Linked DNA regions of Homo sapiens: all the other regions are linked to region 1. Evidence: chromatin contacts called from ENCODE Hi-C or POLR2A ChIA-PET data. All regions are on one chromosome and are shown on one strand. The core of a region is the stretch at or near the end of the contact, and the rest is flanking DNA. Distances in the headings are between cores, read along the strand shown.

Evidence for each region. A loop is a pair of places that touch in the nucleus more often than their neighbours do. ChIA-PET counts read pairs that join two places held with the same protein, here RNA polymerase II (POLR2A). Pooled maps may share reads with other maps.
Region 2: a loop to region 1 is called in a map of B cell, with 4 times the contacts of the local background. The contact joins the enhancer-like site here to the promoter of P2RX3 in region 1. A Hi-C loop is called at or near these places in 20 of 168 maps with a recorded cell type or tissue (B cell, CD4-positive, alpha-beta T cell, CD4-positive, alpha-beta memory T cell and 12 more), 15 of 37 single-sample maps with no recorded cell type and 24 of 50 pooled maps. POLR2A ChIA-PET finds 5 or more read pairs at or near these places in 12 of 52 experiments (B cell, CD4-positive, alpha-beta memory T cell, CD8-positive, alpha-beta memory T cell and 7 more).
Region 3: a loop to region 1 is called in a pooled map, with 10 times the contacts of the local background. The contact joins the enhancer-like site here to the promoter of P2RX3 in region 1. A Hi-C loop is called at or near these places in 8 of 50 pooled maps. POLR2A ChIA-PET finds 5 or more read pairs at or near these places in 3 of 52 experiments (Caco-2, HEK293 and PC-9).

The regions. Positions count from the first base shown.
Region 1 is chr11:57,337,025-57,341,964 of GRCh38, reverse strand. P2RX3 (purinergic receptor P2X 3) reads right to left here and starts at 3,613. Exons shown (of 12, transcript NM_002559.5): 1 at 3,296-3,613. The coding sequence starts at 3,414.
Region 2 is chr11:57,430,024-57,434,963 of GRCh38, reverse strand. No RefSeq gene overlaps it. Among named protein-coding and RNA genes, the nearest start is that of SLC43A3, 5.4 kb to the right of the region's middle. Within about 2 kb of position 2,488, at least 6 of the 41 ENCODE cell types and tissues checked have a DNase peak (open chromatin) inside an H3K27ac peak, as active enhancers do; they include heart right ventricle, where a contact is called at or near this core.
Region 3 is chr11:57,246,727-57,251,666 of GRCh38, reverse strand. It overlaps LOC107984364 (a long non-coding RNA gene), which reads left to right. Exons shown (of 3, transcript XR_001748067.3): 2 at 1,933-2,215; 3 at 3,959-4,313. Among named protein-coding and RNA genes, the nearest start is that of APLNR, 12 kb to the right of the region's middle. Within about 2 kb of position 2,491, at least 2 of the 41 ENCODE cell types and tissues checked have a DNase peak (open chromatin) inside an H3K27ac peak, as active enhancers do.

The sequences.
Region 1 (4,940 bases), core at 2,364-4,863:
ATGTATTGAACTCCCACCTAAGATCTGAAATGAGGCTGAATTTTATGAACCAAAGCATGGGGCTGTACAGATGGCAAGTTTGTGGACTGGGTCTTGTATGGGGGAGGAACAGGGCAGGTAGGGCAGGGCTGTGGTGGGGTCAGAGGCTCCAGCAGCCACCAGTGACCCTTCAGCACAATGGGGCATCAAAGGCCTGGGAAGTCCCTGGCCTCCTAGTTTGCAAGGAGGCAGCTTCCTCCAGGAAGGCCCTGGAAATCAACCTCAGGCCAAGCACAGGCTATTGCTTCCAGGGACTCAGATCCTAGGGATTTCCTTCAACTTCTCAGGTCCCCAAAGGATCCAGAACGGGGATGGGCTCTCGGGAAGTCCCACTCCACAGAGGTGAGTGGGGATTACCACGTGGACCCAGAAAAGATGTGAGAAACATCAGGTAAGTCCAGGCCTCTCTGTGTGCCCTGGAGTGGGTAAAGGAAAATAGTGATGAAATGGTGTCAACCACAGACAAGCAGCTGAGGCCAGGGGCGGGGGTGAGAGCGTATGTGAGATGACCAGGTGGTGTGTTGCTGAGAAGTTCTCAGAGAAATGATGGACTCATGTTAGGCAGAGTCTAGGTTGTTGACCTGGTTGGGATGATGGGGAAGAGATTGAAGTATCAGTGAAATATTAACACTATAGCCTTAAAAATCCCTTCAAATTCGATTGGGTCCAAGCCACTGTCACCTCTCTGCATAAACTGCCTCTTAGCAGGTTTTCCTGCACCCACTCCTACTCCTTCCACTTCCAGGGAATCAGCCCAGGTGCTCTTCCCAACTCAGATCTCATCGTGTCTGTCTCTCTCTCTCTCAAACTCACGTGCACACACACACAAAAGTGCACACAGACACACGGGTTAAAATGCTTCCATGGCTTCTGTTTATTCATCTCCTGTAAAAACAAAAGCTCTCTAAGGGTGTCTGAGGTCCGGCCTCTGTGTGTGTTCCCATCCACCGTACACCACCCTCACTCATCTCTGCTCCCTCGGCTCCAGCCACAATGACCTTCTTTTCTTTCCCCTGTTTGCCAGCCTCCTTCCCTTTGCAGAGGTGGGTTTCTCTGCCCTGAACTCTCTTCCTTCCCTCTTTCACCTGGGCTGCTCTTACTCATCCTTCGGGTCTTGGCTAAAATGTCACATCTCCAGAAAACCTTCCCTTACTCCCTGACTGGGCCAAACACCTTCACAGAAGCGGCTCTCTATAACTGTGCACCTCTAAGCCACAGTTGACATTTCACGTTTGTGGAGATCATCAGATGAATGCCATCTCTTGCCTTCCGCTGTAAGCCCCAGGAGGGCGAGGACCCTGTCTGCTTTTGCCCACCATTCCGTCCTCAATCCACAGTGCCTGGCATGCAGAGATGCTGGTACATTTTTGCTAAATTAATGACGGTGGACTCATGAAGTCACAACGTGCATGGGTTCACATACACGGAGATGGGACTCAGGTCAGGGGGCTGGGCTGCAGAGGGCGCTGATGTAACTGGAAGGCAGTGTCCCGTGGGGAGCTGTCAGGCTAGGAGATGGATGGGGTTGGAAATTAAGATGCTAAAGAGCTTCGCACACTCGCTCCAGCAGGCTGGGCTCCAGCCCTGAGGACTGGAGGATTCTATCTGATCATGATGAGACAGAGACAAGGGCAGTGGGGGCTGAGCGGGCTGGTCTAGGAGCCCACTCTCTCCCCCATCAATCTCTGCCTGGAGCCAGTGGAGCCAGGCCAGAAGGGGAATGTGCTGAGCCAGATTTTGCACTCACCTGGGCCAACATACCATCTTGTGGCTATAAACAACCACAGCATTGAATATACACGTGAACACAGAACATTTAGGAACCAACTTTGAGCCAAGCTCTAGAGATGCAGACAGCGAACATTTGCAAACCTCGTATCTCACAAAACCTCAACATTGGAAGGGAACTTTGTGGCCATTTAATGCTATTCCAAAGCTTGAATCCCTTTTCTAAAATCTCCCAAAGGAGCACTGGATGGTACAGCCTTTTTACAATACCTGCCCACTGAAGCCTACCAGGGCTTGCCCAGCACACAGAGCAAAAAATCACCTAAAAAGTCACATCTAGCCACCTTTCCCTCCACACCCTCGCATAAACTTCAACATTTCAAGCAAGCAGGTTTGCATGCAGCTTCAGCCCACAGGCACACAGGATTCTCCTTTGACCTGCTTGAACTAACTCCTGACAGTCAGTGGATTGCTGCCTCAAATGCAAAGACCCATTGTCTGAAAGAACAGCATAAGATTGGAGACCCGCATGCCAGGAAAGAAAACCTTCGAGGTTTCTGCCTGTATTTCCTGGTGCCCACCAGTGTGTGGAAATGACCACAAGAAGGACAGGACCTGCATTCTTCCCCAGCCATTGTCTGCTCCACAGCCCTTTGTGTGCGTGTGTGTGTGTGTGTGTAGGTGTGTGCTTGCAGGCGGTGGGGGCTGAGGGGATGGTTGCACCTTCCTGGCTCTTAAGCAACTCCTAGGATGGGTTACATGGCACAGGGTCAGGGAGAGGTAGGGAACTTACACTTTTTGACAAAGGGGAGCATTTCTGGATTCCTGGGGAGGGAGCGGCACTATGTTCAGAAAAGCTCCTTTTCTCCTTGGCCACTCTTCCCTTGGGCCTCTGTTTGTTTCCTCATCAAGGGGCAGTTCCCTCTTTGTCCTCCCCTTCAAGAGCAGAGGGCTTCTCCCTTGCCCTTCTCTCTCTCACCATCTCACCCATCCATGCCAGAAGGAAATTCCTCATTCTAAAACAGATCCAGTTCTCTCTTTCCCTCCCGGCCACCAACTTGATCAACCTGCCACCACCCCCTTGTCTCAGTGCCTTCCCTTCCCTATTCCTGTGCTGTCTTGTCTTTTTGAGACCCCGAAGACTTGACTGAGGGGAATTCGAAGATGTGGGAGGGGGTCTGCCTGTTCTCTTGTTGGGGAGATGAGAGCAGGGAGGGTGGAGATGGAGCTCCTGAGCCCTCCCTCGGTGGAGGGCAGTGCCGGGGCAGGGACCCTACTACTCCGAGCGTGTGTCTTGAAACCAATCTCAACCCTGGAGGACGAACTGGGAAAAGAATTCACCTGGGTGAATTTAGGCCCTAGGTGGGGGTGGCAGAGGCCAGTCTTTAAGACTCGGCTCCACAGAAGAAACTGTTTCCCCCAGGAGCAGAGGAGCTCAGGAAGCTGGATGGTAGCACCGAGGCAGGAGGGTGAAGACGGGATACCAGGCAGCCCACCCCGCCAGGAACCTGAAAGGCCACAGACTCACCCTACAAAGTAGGAGATGATCAGAAGCTGAACTACTCGGTTGATGATCCCGATGGTCCAGCTCTTCACAACCACCGACTTGGTGGTCTCATAGGTGAAGAAGTCGGATATGCAGTTCATGCTGAGAGAGTGCTCAGGGGACACTCAGAAGGGGGCCCAGTGGTGGCCTCAGGAGAGGGAGGTCCTACAGGACAGGGAGACGAGATCACGACCTGGAGGGGGCAGCTTAGAGGGGTTGGAGGAATGGGGAGCCTGTCCCTTTAAGCCATGCAATCCTAGTGAGATTCTCTGCTCTTGATACTCTGGCTTCCAAGAGGCCAGGACCAGGGCGGGGGACCCCCTTTTTGTTCGTCTCCACTCCACTCCCCTGTGATGTCACAGCAGGGGTGGGGTCTCCAATCCTGGGCTCCTGATTGCCTGGGATGTAGCTGGCTGGAGCCCTCTGGGACTAATGTTTTATCTGCACTCTGTCTACTGTTTCTGTTCTGTTCTCTTCTGCAGCATCCTCATCCCAGCTCACCAGCTGCTCACACTCTCCCTAAAGCCCCTTGCAATTTCCCATCCCCCAGTCACCTAATAGCCTGCCTGAGCTAAGGACCCTCTTCATTCCTGAGTGTCTGCCAAATTCCACCCAGTTCTGCGCCGTCCCCTCCTTTCCTGAGTTGCCCCCAGTGGCATGGGTCAGGGGGAAAAGGTCTCTTGAAAGTTTTTCTGGGTCTTCTGGGGTGTGATGAGTAAAGAGTCACATATTTCTAACTCCAGCTGGTAATGAGCTTCGCTCTACCTGTAGCATAGCAGTTAGCACGTCTTTTTTGTTTTGTTTTCTTTTTATTATTATTCTTATACTCTAAGTTCTATGGTAAACCTGCACAACGTGCAGGTTTGTTACATATGTATACGTGTGCCATGTTGGTGTGTTGCACCCGTTAACTGTAAATATACCCGTCATTTACATTAGGTATATCTCCTAATGCTATCCCTCCCCACTCCGCCCACCCCGCGACAGGCCCTGGTGTGTGTGATGTTCCCCACCCTGTGTCCAAGTGTTCTCATTGTTCAATTCCCACCTATGAGTGAGAATATGCGGTGTTTGGTTTTCTGTCCTTGTGATAATTTGCTCAGAATGATGGAGTCCAGCTTCATCCATGTCCCTGCAAAGGACATGAACTCATCCTGTTTTACAGCTGCATAGTATTCCACGGTGTATATGTGCCAACTTCTTTTTTTTTTAACTGTCACTTTATTTATTAAAGTCATTTGTTAGATTATGTTTTCCTGAAAGGTTGGGGCTGGGTTTTTTTTTCTGTTTTTTTTTTTTTTCTTTCTTTCCTTCCCTTCCTTTTTTTTTTCTTTTTCTTTCTTTCTTTTTTTTTTTTTTTTTGACAGAGTCTCGCTCTGTCACCCGGGCTGGAGTGCAGTGGCACAATCTCAGCTCACTGCAACCTCTGCCTCCTGGGTTCAAGCAATTCTCATGCCTCAGCCTCCTGAGTAGCTGGGATTATAGGCACCCGCCACCACGCCTGGCTAATTTTTGTATTTTTAATAGAGACGGGGCTTCACCACGTTGGCCAGTCTGGTCTCAAACTCCTGACCTCAAGTGATCTCCCTGCCTTGGCCTCCCCAAGTGCTAGGATTACAGGTGTGAG
Region 2 (4,940 bases), core at 1,239-3,738, 94 kb before region 1:
TCTTCCTTTCCCAGTTGCCTGACCTGTGGAATTCAACTGCAACATGACATGCAAAGATAATAGCCTTACAAGATTGCTTAACTACCTCCTACAATTGAGTAAGGCCAAATCCCTGTAGCAATCCACAGAGAGAGTGGTTCCACATCCCTGGTTGAACTTGGCTGATTCATTAAGTGTTTGTTTAACTTATTTCGAAACTGCCAGACACTTTTCCAAAGTGGTTCTTACTGCTTACTCCCTCCAGTTGTTCTGCGTCCAAGCTCCACCTTGATATTTTCATTCTTTTAAATTTTACCCATTCCGGTGGGTGGATATACCTGATTTTTAAACAAGCTCTCCTTCAGCTTGTTATGAAAGCGAATGGGTAAGAAACTAGTCTGTGGAAAGACTTTAGTGCTTAAAGGATGCCAGTTTGATTTTCAATGATATCTTCACCACTTACTGGCTGTATGATCTTAGTTGACTTTTTATCTCTCTAGGCTTCAGTTTTTTCATCTATGAAATGAATTATTAATCATCGCTAACAAGTATTGACTGCTTACCAGATGGCAGACACTGTTCTGAGCACTTTATGTGTATTCCCTCATTGAATCCTCTTGACAGATGTTGAGGTGGGTGCTATTATTATCCCCAATTCAGAGAAGGGGAAACTGACTTAGGTAATCTGCCCGAGGTTGCAGAGCTTATAAGTAACAGAGCCAGGATTCAAACCCAGACGGTCTGGCTTCCAAGTCCATGTTTTTACCATCTCTGTCCCTCCATTATAAGGAAGCATGAGGATACAGTGACAACACAGAAGTGAATTCTCTGCAAAGGGCAACACAACTAGTATGTATTGATTATTCCTCTTCAGTGGGTCTCAATGGGAAATTGCCTTTCAGTTCTATTAAATACGCAGAAATTAATCTAAGCAAACAAGGAAACAAAAAGCCTTCCACAATCATGATAAATGCAGCCAGAAAGGTAAGATCTTCATAGGATCCAGAAAAATCCAGCACTGTCCAAAGGAGAGGACACCCAGATGGCTCCCTGCCTTGGATATTCTGATCCTTGGCAGGATGGAGGCTTTATAGAGGTATGTCAAGCTTCACCTATGTGTCAATCCATCAACTCCCTTCCCTCTGACTTTGTACTCAACAAAGAACCTTCTGGTATTGATTTCCTTTCCCAAAAGCCTGTCCTTCCTGAAAGAGATTGTGCTGACCAGTCAGCCTTAGGATTCCCATCTGCTGGGTGGTTTCATTTCTCAGTGTTAATTAATAAATTGCATTTCAGGTTTATCAATCAGTCTCTTATGAGTTTGTTTAGTGTGGGTCATTTCCCCTATACTTAATCACAACAACTAAGCTCCCAGGGAGGGGTAGGGGAGGGAACACCATTGGAGTAGTATAACAGAGATGTCCAAAGAATGGTATGAAAAGATATACTATCAGGCTGAAGAGGACACAGAGAGGACTTCTGTATGGGGAAGGGAACATCAAGACAGGATTCCTGGAGGCAGATCACATTGGCACAGGAAAAGAGGTACTTCAGCATAATGGTGAAAACATGGGCTCTGGATACTGGGAAGTCTATCTCTTCCCATTTACTGGCTGAGTGACTTGGCCAAGTTACTTCATCTCTTGAGGCCTCAGTTTCTTCATCTTTAAAGTTGGCATAATGATAGTACCTCCGCCTCCTTATGGGGTGGCTGTGGGCATCAAATAATAATATATATTACATATAGCTCTTAGCCCAATGCCTGTCCCAAAAGCAGCACTCAGTAAATGACTGTCATTACTGTTGTCATTATTAATACCCAAAAGGGTGCTTTCATTGAGAATTCTAGAAAGGCACACATTTGAGGCCTGCTGCCTCCCTGATGCCCCTGAGGCAATTTTGTCTTAAAAGGAATAAGGATTGAGTCTGTGTTTGCTTTAAGACCTGGAGGGCAGAATGCTTTTTGCAGATAGGGCTCTTTCCTTGAGAGTGGTCACAGCCCATCTTGCGGTTTTGCAGCCCACGAGGAGAGCTGCATGTACAATCTATAAGAACCCATCAGCCCCGGGAACTTCCGTGGTTTCTGAGTCACTCTCAGGCCACTTCAGCTTCCAAGCAGAGGCTCCCAGGGCGGACTCACCATATAGGCCTTTTCTGCCCTCTCCCGTGCAGCATCTGGAGGAACATTGCAGCACCCCACGACAGATCCCTGCTTAATGTCAGCCTCTGTACAGAGTCCCAGCATTTCAGCAAGTCAGGGCTAAGAGAGGTTCAGCACTCGCTTCACAGAGGTAGGAATGGAGGCCCCAAGAGAGAAAGGTGCCCGGGGCAGCCCACCCAGGGGGCTCCAGAGCCAGGACTGGACCCTGGGTCTCCCACTTCCTTGTCCAGTGCTCTGTCTACAGTCCGCAGTGGAGCCTTCCCTAATTTCACCACAGACTTGCTTCTGGTCTAATGCCATGCCTTGAGTATCATCTGGGGTTCCCATCCTACATGTGCTCTCCTGGCAAGTGGAGGTTCCCCTCCACCCCAGCTTCTCCTTCTCCCTCCAGCTAATCCCTACCCACTTCCCCATCCTCCAGCACCATGGAAACTGTTCCAGTCTCTTCCGGCTTCCCTTTGCCTTTTTCCACAACAAAAGTCCAGTGTTCAATCGGCCCCAGCAGTTTCCTGCTCTTTTCATCTTTGGGGTGTTGGGCAAAGCTCTCAATGTGAAAAACCCCGTTGTTTTCACTCAGGAGTCGTCTCCTTCTCCTGGATCCATTTCCTCTTTTCATGATCATGCGTGTGGGTGGGTGTGGTGTCTGTGTGAGCAGGGCAGGGAGACACAGAATCACAGAGAGGCAGCACTACTCTCTTGTTTTAATCAAGGGTGCTGTCTGAAAGAATTACCCATCTTCATTCCTATTAGTAATAACTGGTACCCCCATCAACCCGATTCCAGAACTCATGCTCTGTGTAGCTCTTGGGAAGCCTCCCAGGAAGGCTGGGTAGGGCACAGATTAAGAGCATCAGCTGGCTGGGCATGGTGGCTCACGCCTGTAATCCTAGCACTTTGTGGGGCCAAGGCAGGCAGAACACTTGAGCCCAGGAGTTTGAGACCAGTCTGGCCAACATGGCGAAACCCCATCTCTACAAAAAATGCAAAAAAATTAGCTGGGCATGGTGGTGCACGCCTGTAATCCCAGCTACTCGGGAGGCTGAGGCAGGAGAATCACTTGAACCTGGGAAGTGGAGGCTGCAGTGAACTGAGATCACACCATTTCACTCCAGCCTTGGTGACAGAGTGAGATGCTGTCTCAAAAAAAAAAAAAAAAAAAAAAAAAAAAGCATTAGTTTCAGTCAGAGCATCAGGTTTCTATCCCAGTCCTGACACTGCTACCTGGTGATGTTGGGGGAGTTGCTTCGTCCCTCTAGGCCTCAGTTGGCCCAGATAATAGATGCTAATAACAACACCTATCGTGAGATTCAGTGACAGATTAAGCAAAAAGCGCTTCGAATCAGATACATAGTCAGTGCTCAGTGCCCAGCAGGTATTATTGATATTCCTTATTTTTCTTCTCAGGGGTAGGACGTGCCTCCATGTTGACACAGTGTTCCCCAGCCTAGTCCTTAGAGTTGCAGGTTTAGATATTGTCAGTGCACTGAGGCATTCCTTTCTAGCAAAGTCTATCGGGAAGTGCAGTTACCAGTAAACAGTTGCTTGATGAACATAGAAGTGGAGCTGGGGCTTGGGAGGGTGGGTAGCAGTAGCCTCATAAGCCCTGGTGTGGTGGGGCTTGGGGCTCTGCTTTCTCTTAGGCCTGGCCCAGTGCTTCCAGTATCTGGTCTGGTGGGGGAGCTCTGTTTTCTGCATGGTGAAAGGGAGGCTGATCCAGGCTGATCCTCTGCTGCCTCTAGCATCCACTGAAGCTGAGCTGGCTGCTCTGAGGGGCCAGAGTGGCCCCCACCCTCCAGTGCCTCTTTGGGTATCCTTTCAGATTCACCTCTGTTAAAGAGAAAGGTCTCCCCAGAGCAAGGAGGCCTCATATTTACTTGGCTATGTAGTAGTTCCCCACCCTCCTGAGAACTGCTTTGAACACACTAGGAGATACCCTGAAGAGCCAGCTCTAAGACTCCATCCCCTTCCTGTCTACTGTGGCTCATGAACAGACTTCCCACAGCTTACAGGACAATCCAAGCCCCTGCCTTAAGCCCAGACAGTCTTGGGGGGTTGTACTGAGTGCATTTGGGTGTCATCTAGAGATCAGTTCTCTAGGGTGGGACTTCTTAAGCAAGGTAAACTGAGCTCACCCATTACTTAGTGGTTTTCCCCCTAATTTATTTCTTTTTTAGGTTAGGAACACTTTGAAATTCTCCCTAAATGTGACTTTATTTCCTCTTTGTTTTCCAGTAAGTCAATAATATTTGTTAACAACAGTAGCTGCTATTTATTAATAGTGTACTAATTGGGCAGTTTTCATACATTATCTTTAATCCATACAGCTCGATTCCAATTTTATAGATGAGGAGACGGAAGCTCAGAGATACCAGTAATTGGCTCGATAGCAGTGTGCTTGTATTATTTTTGGCACTGCCTCAAGAGGATTAGAATTTTCTCTGCAGGTGAAATGATGTTTGCATTTACCTTTTGCTTTCTGACTTCCAAAACAGGCTGTAGAAACCCCTTTCAAGACCGTAGGTGGAAAACCAAACATTTTAATTTACATGAGCCCATTGTGAAAGGAAAGCTTATGTTTGTTTGTTTATGTGTTTGGCGTATCCGAAATCAAAGCCCTTTATGTGAATGGCTCAGAGTTTATCTACATATACAAATTTAGAAAGTGATGTCAGAGGGTAGGAGAGAATATCTGGACTCTGCCCAGAGAGTGGCAATTGCCCTCGCTGAGGTTGTTCAGAGGAAGTTTGAGGAGAGAGGTCTGTGGACAGGCAGGGACTGCATTGGAAGGTGGTGCTCTTGA
Region 3 (4,940 bases), core at 1,242-3,741, 89 kb after region 1:
CGTCCCAAAAGCTCCCTTTTCCTTACACCCATACCCAATCCAACATATTGCTCAAGTGTACTTACTTCTCTCCATTTTATCTACCACACTCTTAATCCAGGCTCCTATCATCTCTCCTGGGGATTAATGTCTCCTTATTGGACTCTTGTCCTCTTGCTCTTTCTCTTGCTCTCTTGTGTTCTCTTGCCCTTCCACCTTCTGCTATGGGATGACACAGCAAGGAGTCCCTGGCCAGATGCTACCACTTTGACACTGGACTTCCCAGTCTCCAGAACCATGAACCAATACATTTCTATTGATATAAAATACCCAGTCCATGCCATTCTGTTATAGCAACACAAAACAAACTAGGACAGTAGGCTAAGGTGCTTGTCCTCTTGCCAATCCACTTTCGGCATACAGCCAGTGTGGCTTTTCTGTAACACCAACTGGATCATGTCACCATGCCCTGCCAATTAAAACCCTTCGACAGCTTTCCATTGCTTGGAGGATAAATGCAAAACTCCTCAAGGTGTCCCACAAAGCCCAGTGTGGTCTGGCTCCTTGTCTTCTCTTACAACACAGTCCTCATTGTCCTCTGTTCCAGCCTCTCCCACCTTCTTTCAGCCTCTGCTGTCTCAAGCTCCCAGCTTCTGCAGGAAGTACACGATCTGCCCAGTGCTTGCTGTAATTGTTCGTCATGGTTTTCACCTCTCTGCTTCTTATCCTGTAGCTCTCAGTACTGTTACCATTTTCTTAGGAAAGTCTTTCCAAATTTTCCTGACTAGGTCAAACTCCTATTATATATGTATCCACTCTTGGATTCCCCAACAGGCTGGCTAAACATCTCTTTCAGGCATTAGAGAAACAGGGTCACTCCCAATTTTTCATAACATGCTATTTGATTCCTTTTAGCATAAAATACTTTCAAAGATGTCATTATGGGAAAAATAAGGCTTTTGGGGATTTCTTTACACCTATCTTTAAATTGTTTGTTTTCATTTAAAATAGATTATGGAGGGGGCCATGATATTTTCAGTCCTTTGAAGTCTCTAAAAGTCAGACTCTAAAAATCCTGTCTGTGGACATAGCTTTCCTTGTAATACTTTGCACAGTTACAGCTTTACTTTTTTACATCATTCTTTAGTAGATGCCTCTGTCCCTGACAAGGCTCTATCTTTCGAGGGCAGAATCCTGGGTGGGGTTTTGATTTACCATTGAGCTTAGCATAGGGCCCCCTACAGAGGAAGGACTTAGTGGACATTTTTTGAGTGAGTCACAAAGCCCTGAAGCCCCAGCTCTGGCTCAGTCACTAATTAGCTGTGTCCCCCGCAACCTGTCTGTGCTGAAGTTCCCCTGTCTTAACAGAGTGGCTGCTGCCTGAGAAACAGGAAAACGTATTTCCAGAAAGAGAAAGAGGGAAAGGAAAATATACACACATATTTTAAGAGATTTGTCTAATTAAATCTGTGAGTGATCTTCAGGGTCCCAGGGCTGACATTGGAATAACTGGGAGGGCTCATGGATAAAGAATATCTCCATAGACACCTTCTTATGTGGGCCAACTCAACTGTGTAGCCACCCTTTTTCCCATGCTAAAATTAATGAGTGTATCGAAAGAGATTTCAGTGCAAAGTTCATTGAGATAAAAGATTCAGATAAGAGGCTCAGCAGAGAAACAGGTGAAAGGGAACATAAGAAATGCTCAATAAATGTTTTTAGTGGTGGGTAGAGAAATGAGTGGAAGCTGGAATCGCTGTCCTGCGAGAAGCCACAAGGTGGCGCTGGGTGCTCAGCAATGAGATTCCTGCCTCCAGAGATTTGGCTCAACTTTTCTCTATCAATGTCAGCTTATTAAAAAAAAAAAAAAAAAAAAAAGCAGTCTTTTTCTAGTCCATAATTTTCCTTAATAAAACAGGGTAACATTTTCCCTTTCATATGTTGTCTTTACAGAGTGACATGCTTGAGGAAGAGTGATGAATAATACTGAGGATGATTCAACGTCTCTTGGTTTTACTTCTGCACCACCCAAACAGAAAATAATTAGACAAGAACATTTCTTTTTCTATATCAGTGTCATAACATGTATTATTACAGTGCGGTGTAACCACATGTCAGAAGAGAATGTGTAGCTCAAAACACTGAACTAGGTGGAGAGGCCGAGGCCTTAATTCTCCAAGAGACTGGGACCTGTGCTGGGTTCTAGCGCCTGTTCAGCGTCAGAATCATCAGCTGGGTAAGTTCCTTTTGCTAAGGGTTCTTCTAGCCCCTGAGCCATAAGGTTCCAGGGTAGACAATTCCAGATACCACAGGGCCCTGGAATAAGGAGAGAGGTTGGGCTTAGGTGCACCCTCTGGGGTCTCAGGCTGCTGGGTCTGCATCCCGGTGGCGGGGCTGGAAGCCAGTGCTGGGACTCCTGGTGCTCAGAGGGAGGTCAAAGCTGAGTAGCAGCTCATCTCCACCAGAGGTCAGCATCACCGAGCCATCAGAGGCACAGCAGCCAAACAGCCAGGCTCAGGAGGCAGCTCTGTGCTTGAGCTGGCTCACCCATGTCCAGTTCTTCTTTCCACCTCCCCAACCATCCTTAGGGCCCGAGCAGTCCTAAGAGTGGGAGATGCTGTAGCACTAGTGTTGTGCCTTCTTGGCAAGGGTAGATTGCCGCTGGATACCTGTGGGACCCGTGGGACTGATGGGTCATTCATCAGCAGAGCCCCGCAGCATCTGGGGCAGCTACCTCTCTCTGTGCTCACACAAAGCTGTTGACTATCCCACTGGCTTCTGTCAAAGCCTCGGGCAGGCAGGGCAGGCACGTTCCACACTTCAAGGAACTAAGATGGAAAGTATCATTAAAGAAGAAGAATAAGAAAAAAATATGACTTTACAAACTGTTTAAGATTAAGAACTGTCTACCATGGTAGCTAAGACTGTAGATCCTCAAACCAGCCCTCCTAGGTCTGAATCCCATCTCCAATACTGAGAAATGGAGGGGCTTAGACAAGTTTCTTATTGTTTCGCATCTCAGTTTCTGCATCTGTAAACTGGGAATATTATCATTCCCATTTATCACTATTGATCCTCTCTACCCATTGGGTTATTGTGGGGATTAAATGAGATGATTGTAACAGAAAATATTAACTGAGCATTCGCCCTGTGCCAGGCATGGACCTAAGTCTGGTATCTAAGCCTATTATCTCAGAATTCTGACAATGCTGTATACGGTTACTCCTATTTTATAGTTGATGAAACAGATGCTTCATATGCTAGCAGAACTAGTATTTGAAACCAGCTATTTTTGCTTCCAGGGTTTACTTTTTAAATCATGGTCCTTCACTAGAACAGTGCCTGCTGACATGGAGTAAGCACTTAATAAATAAGAGCCATTATTATTATTATTAATAATTTTGTTTTAAGTTCTGGGATACATGTGAAGAACATGCCGGTTTGTTACATAGGTATACATGTGACATGGTGGTTTGCTGCACCTATCAACCCATCATCAAGGTTTTAAGCTCTGCATACATTAGGTATTTGTCCTAATGCTCTCCCACCCCTTGCCCTCCACCCCCCACCAGGCCCCAGTGTGTGATGTTCCCCTCCCTCTGTCCATGTGTCCTCATTGTTCAACTCCCACTTATGAGTGAGAACATGCTGTGTTTGGTTTTCTTTTCCTGTGTTAGTTTGCTGAGAATGATGGTTTCCAGCTTCATTCATGTCCCTGCAAAGGACATGAACTCATTCTTTTTTATGGCTGCATAGTATTCCATGGTGTGTATGTGCCACATTTTCTTTATCCAGTCTGTCATTGATGGGCATTTGGGTTGGTTCCAAGTCTTTGCTATTGTAAATAGTTACTAGTATTATTCACTAGTATTGTTATTGCTGCTATTGTGGAGTTATTCATAGCTTGATCTTTATGTCTATGGGTCAATGAGTAATTACAAACATGCTGGTTTTACAAATTATCTTTTTATCATCATAGCTGTGAGCCTACGTGAATTTTTCTCCACTCAATCTCATCATCCTTCAGACAGGCGGAGAGAGCGGGATCCATCTATGAGATTTCTCTGCTGAGAAATCTCCTCCCTCCCTCCAATGAAGCAACAGCAGGTCATATCTGAATGCAGAAGCATGGCCTTGTGCTGGGAAAACACATCCTGGCTGTAGAGCTCTCAGGCTTCTAGAGTCAAAGCCAAGGGTTCAAATCCTCTCTGTCTTACTCAGAAGCCACATGGTCCTGAGACAGTGAAGTAACTCTGTGAACCTCAGTTTACCAATCTGTAAGATGGGGATCATAATGTAAAAGATGGCATTAAAACTTACATTGGGAAAAAGCATTTGAGTGTGCTTATACAGTGCCTGGTAATAAACTTTACCTATTAGGATGCAATACACTACCTGTTACTATGGGAGTAATAGTAAGAGATGACTACCTAAGTCTGGTATCTAAGCCTAGTATCTCGTAGTTCTGACAATGCTATATACGGTTACCCCTATTTTAAGGTTGATGAAACTGAGGCTTCGTATACTAGCAGAACCAGGATTTAAAACCAGGCATTTTTGCTTTCAGAGTTCACTTTTTAAAATCATGGTCCTTCACTAGAACAGTGCCTGCTGACATGGAGTAAGCACTTAATAAGTAAGAGCCATTACTATTATTATTATTATTTTTTGTTTGTTGGTGACAAACTACCTGTAGTTGGAAAATTGGAATTGGAGTCTTCTCCTTAATATGGGCCTTTGGTCTGAAAAACTGCACCTGTTTCCTAACGAGCCTAACCCATTCTAACCCATCCTCAAAGATGCCTCCAGAGTGAGCATCCTAAGGCTTAGATATGATCCTTCAGCTCAGCACTATCCAATAGGACTATAACAGAAGTTACATATGTGATTTTAATTTTCCTAGTAGACACATTAAAAAAGTAAACGAGGCTGGGCATGGAGGCTCACTCCTGTAATCCCAG